Linked DNA regions of Homo sapiens: region 2 is linked to region 1. Evidence: chromatin loops called from intact Hi-C (ENCODE). Cell type or tissue: endothelial cell of umbilical vein. All regions are shown on one strand.

Evidence for each region. A loop is a pair of places that touch in the nucleus more often than their neighbours do. Peaks named below come from ENCODE experiments on the same cell type or tissue, not always from the same donor. Only the 100,000 strongest peaks of a DNase experiment are listed, where the experiment ranks them.
Region 2: it touches region 1 in a loop (6-fold over the local background); 19 of 110 quality-filtered maps call a loop at or near these places.

What each region holds. Positions count from the first base shown.
Region 1 is chr16:71,411,353-71,415,352 of GRCh38, forward strand. LINC02136 (long intergenic non-protein coding RNA 2136) reads right to left here. Exons shown (of 3, transcript NR_146574.1): 2 at 3,513-3,643. Among named protein-coding and RNA genes, the nearest start is that of LINC02136, 13 kb to the right of the region's middle. RefSeq lists enhancers at 670-1,171, 1,245-1,334. In endothelial cell of umbilical vein, a CTCF peak has its summit at 1,517 (motif pointing right); a DNase peak (open chromatin) is centred at 1,539.
Region 2 is chr16:71,540,486-71,544,485 of GRCh38, forward strand. No RefSeq gene overlaps it. Among named protein-coding and RNA genes, the nearest start is that of CHST4, 16 kb to the left of the region's middle. In endothelial cell of umbilical vein, a CTCF peak has its summit at 1,998 (motif pointing left); no DNase peak of the experiment used is centred here; H3K27me3 peaks cover 170 bases.

The DNA of each region.
Region 1 (4,000 bases):
CTTTGGTTCCCCTCTCTCCCCGGGACAAACCCCATTCAACTCTAACATGCATCCCATCTCTGGATATTTCTCACTGTTACAAGGCAGTCATGTAGCCAGGACCACCGTGTCCTGATGTCTAGTGTGTTTGACAACTAACAGAAAAGGGATTTGGCGTTTTTATTTTATTTTGAGACTGAATCTCACTCTATCACCCAGGCGCAATCTTGGCTCACTGCAACCTCCACCTCCCAGAGGCTCAAGTGATTCTCCTGCCTCAGCCTCCCAAGTAGCTGGGATTCTAGGCATGCACCACCACATCCAGCTAATTTTTTGTATTTTTAGTAGAGAAGGAGTTTCACTGTGTTGGCCAGGCTGATCTCGAACTCCTGACCTCAAGTGATCCTCCCACCTCGGCCTCCCAAAGTGCTGGGATTACAGGCATGAACCATGGCGCCCGGCTGGAAAAGAGATCATCCTGTCCACAGCTGGGCCCTATTCGGGATCATCTCTTAGGAGGGCCCTAGCTCCTTTCCTGGACTGTATCTTGTCCCCATGATTGAACAAGGGTGGCTTTCAGGAAGAGGATGGGGAAAGTCCAGCCCAGAACCAGGCCCTACAGCAGAAGGCAAAAAAAAAAAAAAAAAAAAAAAAAAAAAGGTGATTCCCTTGACTCTGGCCCCCTAAGGGCAATGTGAGCCCCCCAAAACCATGAGTCCAACTCCCTGTTGTCTGGGGAGCAGCACCACAGCCCAGGATGGCTTGGGGGATGCATTGGATGAGGGAGAAGCAGGCCCACAAAGGGGAGATGAATGTGTCAAGATCACACAGCCAGGCAGGGCACAGTAGGGACTAGACCTGTGCTCAAGGTACTGGGCCATTTTGCATTTCTGAATGGGCAGCAGCATCAGAACCTTCATACTCCTCATACCACTGACGGCAGGCTCTGTGCATGGGGATATCCTTGACCCTGCACCTGGCACAGAGGGAAGCCAGCCAGCTGCGGACAGTCACGCCCTGGGGCTCTGAGCTGCTCCACTGCACCTGGGGCATCCTGCACCGGGGTGGACAGTTCCCAGTCAAGACGACGAAGACTAGGAGACCCGACCTGGGAACTCTACGTGGCGCCAGAGTGCCCCCTGCTGGCTGACCGCCAAGCAACCCAAACCTCACGTCTGCATCTAAGACTTCTCTTGACTCCCGCCCAGGAGAGCTGAGGGTTGGGTTCAGCGCCCACCTTCTCCTAGGAAGTTTCTCCTGGACCTGCTCTATCCAACCTCTATCTCAGCTGCCGACTACAGGGCCCCCTGCTGTTTCCAGTTCCTGGCCCACCCAGAGTTTTTCCTACTCATGTGGGCTACCCCCAGGACACTGGGAGCGAGGCCCTTGTTTAAGGAATCGTCTTCAGCATCACGGCAGAGGAGGAGCCCACCCATGTCAGGGTGAGTGCTGGGGTCTCAGGGAAGCCCGTCCACCATGGGCAGCGACATTATTTTCCCAATTGTTCTGCGATTCCCATCTCTCTTGGGAACAGGGCTTGCGCTCTGACTGTGAGTGAACAAGATGACCACAAGGGGGCAGCAGAGACAAAAAGCTTCGCCTGAAAACCATTTGCTAAAGTTCTCCACCCACGAGGTAAATCAGTTCCCAGTCCTGGCTGCACACTGGATTCACCTGGTGAGCTTTAAACACTACCGATGCCAAGTTCCCACCCCTACAAATGCTGAGTTAATGGCCCTGGGGTGCCATCCTAACATCTTTTTACAATCTCCCAAGGGAAACTTTAATTTAAAATGCAGAAGGCAGTGGAGGAGGGAAAGAGCGACCTTTCAGGCCATTCTTCTATCGGGCTAGGGCTGAGGATCACTGGGTTAGACCCTTGTTAATGCAAAGCGTGGCTCACGGACCACCAGCATCAAGGTCACCTGGGAGCTTGTTAGAAATAAGGACCTGCCCCAAACCTACTGAGTCAGAATCTGCAATTTAACAGATTCTCCAGAGAATTCATCTGCATATTAAAAGTCTAAGAAACTTACGGTCCTCTTTACCAAAAAGGCACTAGGGAGGTCCTGGTCCAATGCCATATGTACAGTCTGTGGATGCACAGATTAAAGCCCCGAGGCAGGAGTCCCTTTGCCCAAGGTCATTGGCCATGTATTCAGTGGGATGGCACAAACCTGAAGGCCCTGACTCCAGGACCAGTGCACCTTCTCCCACAGCACCCTGCTCCTCCAACCCAGAGGTGGGCCTGGGCACAAGAGGGCAGGAAATGGTGGCAGGAGTTTGGTGGGGTCTTTGAATTTCCCTGTTAGCACGTGTCCTGTGGGGATCCCAGGGATAGCTAAGATACCATCCCTGGCTCAAGGAACTTCTATCCTCATATCTAACTCTGGACAGACGCACTTGGTATCAGTCAAACACAACCTCTTACCTTGAGTCACGTACTAGAACCATCTCTAAATCTAGCAAAACAGAGGAGGGAGAAAAAGACTAGTTTGGATACGTAGCCTGGAAAGGTTTCCTGCAGTCCAGGCAGTGCAGGAGGAGGGTGGGTTAGGTTTCAGGGGCCAGTGGAGGAGGGGGCTGCATTTCAGACCAAAAGACCAAGATGAATGAAGGGTATAGATATACAGGAAAGGATCCACATGACCAGGGCATAGGTAAGGGCTGGGAAGTTGTGGGAGATAAAGCTGGGATGGGACAGGGGCTCGCGGCACAGACCAGACCCTAAAAGCAGGCAGAGCACTTGGCCAGGTAGAACCAATTCAGACCCTGGGCTGGAGGCCACAGAGAGCCATGGAAAGTGTTTGAGCCAGGAGAGGAGTCTGGGCCTTGGAAAGACCTTCCAGCATCAGTCCTGTCAGGTTTTGGAGATGATGCAATGAAGAGAGAGGCTACAGGAACCCTCATCCTGAGAGCTCACTGAGTACACGGATCAAGGCTCATTCATCTCAAGGTCACCAGCATTTGCCAGAGTATTAGCCCCTGGAAGGTGACCTGCAAACAACCATCTCTAAGGGAGACCAGCCTTTAACCCAAGGATGATTTCATTCTTAAGGTCCAGGCTGGGCACGGTGGCTCACGCCTGGAATCCCAACAGTTTGGGAGGCCGAGGCAGGCGGATCACTTGAGACCAGGGGTTTGAGACCAGCCTGGGCAACCTAGTGAAACCCTATCTCCACACACACAAATATATATATATATATATATATATATATATCCGAGTGTGGTGGCACATGCCTGTACTCACAGATACTTGGGGGGCTGAGGTAGAAAGATTGCTTGAGCCTGGAAGGCGGAGGTTGCAGTAAGTCAGGATCGTGCCACTGCACTTTGGGCTGTGTGACAGAGCAAGACCTCATCTCAAAAAAAGTAAAATAATTAATAAATAAATAAAACTTAAGGTCCAGAACAGGAAACGTAGGTCATACTCTTGGGACCTTGAGCTTGTTACACTGTGGGGTGGGGATGACCATAGAAATTCCCTTGTGAGATTACAGTGAGACTCACCTGTGATAATGCGTGTTACCTACCTGGCATCTAGGTGAGGCTCAATGTCATGGCAACTCCATTCTACCTGCTTTTCCCAGGGCTTCTGTGACTTTGCACCATCGTAGTAGTCTCTGGAGCCCCTTGAGATTTCCCTTCAATCTCTTCTTGCCTCCTAATTAACAGCAGCATTTATTGAATGCTTTGACCATATTAAAACACTTTGCATATGTGAACTCGTTTGGTCCTACAGTCATGCCTTGATTCATTCTCTAAATTTTTATTTATTTATTTATTTTTTGAGACAGAGTTTTGCTCTTGTTACCCAGGCTGGAGTGCAGTGGCATGATCTTGGCTCACTGCAACCTCCCCACCTTCTGGTTTCAAGCGATTCTCCTGCCTCAGCCTCCCAAGGATTACAGGCGCCCGCCACCATGCCTGGCTAATTTTTGTATTTTTAGTAGAGATGGGGTTTCACCACATTGGCCAGGCTGGTCTCAAACTCCTGACCTCATGATCCACCCGCCTTGGC
Region 2 (4,000 bases), 130 kb after region 1:
AATTGCTTCAACCCGGGAGGCAGAGGTTGCAGTGAGCCGAGACAGTGCCTCTGCACTCCAGCCTGGGTGACAGAGCAAGACTCTGTCTTAAAAAAAAAAAAAATGCTATATAATCTTAAAAGCCTGACCCAGTGTTGAACAAGGCTGCAGTGAACAATGGCACAGTCTCTTGTTGAAGTGTTCAGGAGGCTGGAGCTGGGATTCAGTGGTGAGAATGGCAACACTCAATTGAGATATGAGGCATTTGGGGACATGAGAACTGGTGACAAGCATAGAGGATGGTGTTCTGCAAGACATCCTTCCTAATTCAGAGGCATCTGTTCCATCCCCAACCCCCAGCAACAGAAAGGTGTTTCTTTCCACCTTAGCCTGTCTAGCTGCATAGGGTCTGTGCATGAGTTTAAACCTAGATTAGGGGTGAATTGATCATATTTCTCAAAGCTGATTTTTAGGGTTTAGGGAATGAGCTTCTCTCAAGTCTAATGTAACCATAACAGCCTGAATTGCCTAATTGCAATACAGCAATAGATTTCTTTACAAAATGCCAAACTAGGCAACTGCTCCAAGTCCTATGTTTGCAACTGGGAGTCGGGGGGTGGAGGTCTCAAACTTTATAAATAATTATCTGGATGGTGAGAAGGGAATGTGTTTGAGGCAAAAGGGTGCCAACAGTAACTTAACTACTTTTCTATCTATAGTTACTATGTGGCTCCATTTTATTTGTTTTTTTGTTTGTTTGTTTGTTTGTTTGTTGAGATGCGTTCTCACTCTGTCACCCAGACTAGAGTCCTGTGGCACGATCTCTGCTCACTGCAACTTCTGCCTCCTGGGCTCAAGCAATTCCCCCTGCCTCAGCCTCTCGAGTAGCTGAGATTACACGCGTCTGCCACTACGCCCGGCTAATTTTTGTATGTTTTAGTACAGACGGGCTTTCGCCATGTTGGTCAGACTGGTCTTGAACTCCTGACCTCAGGTGATCTGCCTGCCTTGTCCTCCCAAAATGCTGGGATTACAGGCATGAGCCACTGTGCCCAGCCGTGGCTTCATTTTCTATAGAATGAGAGCAGTTGCTAAGTTTTTAATACATTTTCATTAAAACTACATTTTTTCAACTTATGAATAGTGGTTATGGAGAAAGATAGAATCAACTTCTGTTAATTTTTATGCAAAAATCTGCCATTGAATTGTCCATAATATGTTTCTCAAAATATCATTTATAATTTATTATGTGATTTAGACCCAAGCTAAATATAAATTAACTTCATTAACTATGTACATTATCATGACACTGTTGAATTACTTTCACAGACTGACAAAGCAAAATTAAAAATAAACTCTGTAAGTGACCTAGTCCAGTTAACAATAAACCTCTGACAGGCATTAGTCGAGGATCCCCAATCCATTGCCCCTTGTGTCAAGGGTTATGCCCCACTTCTGGATAAAGGTGCCTGGTCATTCAGAGAAAGGTTTTTTTGTGTTTTTTGTTTTGTTTTGTTTTTTTCAATGCAGTGATGAGGAAAAGTAGTAACCAATAACCAGAGTAAGGAAATTTGAATATAGCACTTGGCTAAGGGATGTATTCATTTTTTCCACACACTTAATGGGCATCTACTATATGCCTAGGAATGTTCTAGGTGCTGTGGATACAGCAGCAAACACAACAGGCAAAGCCTCTCCTTTCATACAACAGACATTTTAGTCTGTTGGGGGCAAGAGAACAAAAAATATATGTCAGATGCTAAGTACTATAAAGAAAAATAAGGGGAAGGGGCTTGGCAGTGAAGGAGGGTGCTATTCTACAGAGGCAATAGGAGACTTCTTCGCAGAGAACGTGGGATTGCAGCAGAGACCACCTCCAAGTAAAGGAGGTTGCCATGCAGAGATCTAGGGGCAGAGTGCCCCAGTAGATGCCAATGTCAGTATGGACAGAATCAATGAGTCTAATGAGAACCTATTGTGTGCTTGGTACTGTGCTGCGTGCGCCCCCTGGAGGATAAGGAAGTAGAACCGTGACGGTAAGACAGAGAGGTTATGCACTCCCGAGCGCTGGGGCACTGGAACCGGGCTGCCTGGGTGACTCCACTATTACCAGCTACGTGACCTCAGGCAAGTTCCTCAACATCCCCATGTCTTAAATCCCTCAAGTATAGAGTGGGTGGAAACAGCAGGACGACTCCTTGGAGTTACTGGAAGGGCTAATGAGTCAGTGTGTGGAACGTCCTTAGCGAGCACTCACTCAGCATTAGCTGTGAATATCATGATTACAATGCTTTTCTCCCATTTCTGATCTGAACCCTTCTATGGCATTTCTGATCATGCTGAAATGATGAGATTTATACTTCCTGATCTTCTAGGTTCTCTACATGAGTGGTTCTCAACTGGAGGCAATTTTGTCCCACAGGGAACACTTGACAATGTCTGGAGACTTTTTTTATTTTAGTATTATTATTATTATTATTATTATTATTATTATTATTATTATTATTTATTTTTGAGATGGAGTCTCACTCTGTCACCCAGGCTGGAATGCAGTGATGTGATCTCACCTCACTGCAACCTCCGCCTCTCAGGTTCAAGCAATTCCCCTGCCTCAGCCTCCTGAGTTGCTGGGACTACAGGTGCGCACCACCATGCCTGGCTAGTTTTTGTATTTTTAGTAGAGACGGGGTCTCACCATATTGGCCAGGCTGGTCTCGAACTCCTGTCCTCAAGCGATCCACCCTCCTCACTCTCCCAAAGTGCTGGGATTACAGGTGTGAGCCACCATGCCCAACTATATTTTATTTTTAATTGACAATAATTTTATCTATTTATCTGTAGACATTTTTGATTGTCACAACTGGAGAGCGGGGGATTCAGTGTTACTGGCATCTACCATGTAGGGGCCTGGGATGCTGTTAAATAACATCCTACAAAGCACAGGACAGTTTCCTATAACAAAGAATTATTTGGTCCAAAATGTCAATCGTGCAGCTGTTGAAAACCCCCACTCTACACCAACCAGGGATAAGGATAAAGAGCTGATGACTCAAATGGATTTCCCTTTCATCTCATCCAACCTCATTCAAACGCATGTGCCACCAGCCCAAATGTCCTGACTGGGGAGATATAACCAGGGCTTTTTGATACCCACTCCATTAGTAACCATCTCAAAAGGATAGTTGGTAGAGTAGCTGTTACAAAACTACAGAGCTGCGTCACACGAGGTGAACCAAGAAAAGACTCAGGAGAGGAAGTGAGGTGCAGCCAGCCTTCCTGGGACCAGTCACTCGCTGTGCCTTAACTAGTCATGGCTCATGTCCACCCTAATTCAGGCACCTGTGGCCAGAAGAGGAAAGGGTTTAAAGAGGCAAAACATGATCATTTAGGGCCTCGGGTAAAACGGGCAGGATGAATGAAGCCTGAAGCAAATGTGCTGGACAAACATGTGTGACTGGAAACAGAGACACCATTCACGAATGCCAAAAAGCTCTGTAGGCACTGCAAGATTGAGATCAGTGTTTCTCAACCTTTTTTTATTTTTTTTCCTCATTATCATCCCCAACCACTACTCCAGCGAGCCTTGTAGACATTGTTTTCCTAATCGCCACCTAATCGCCACCCCCATACAAAATTTTAATATCACAAATATACTGTTGGGCCCAGCTTTGGCTCACGCCTATAATCCCAGCACTTTGGAAGGCTGAGGCAGGTGGGTCGCTTGAGCTCAGGAGTTCAAGACCAGCCTGGGCAACATGGTGAAACCCTGTCTCTACAAAAAAAATACAAAAATTAGCTAGCAGTGTTAGTGCACACTGTAGTCCCAGCTACTCAGGAGACCGAGGAGGGAGGATCTCTTGAGCCTGGGAGGTCGAGGCTGCAGTGATCCGTGATTGTGTCACTGCATTCCAGCCTGGGCAACAGAGTGAGACCCTGTCTCAATACAAAACAAAACAAAACAAATATACTGTCGATTTGTTTATGTATTGTAGCCCTTTGAAGGACTACAAACCATTGTAAT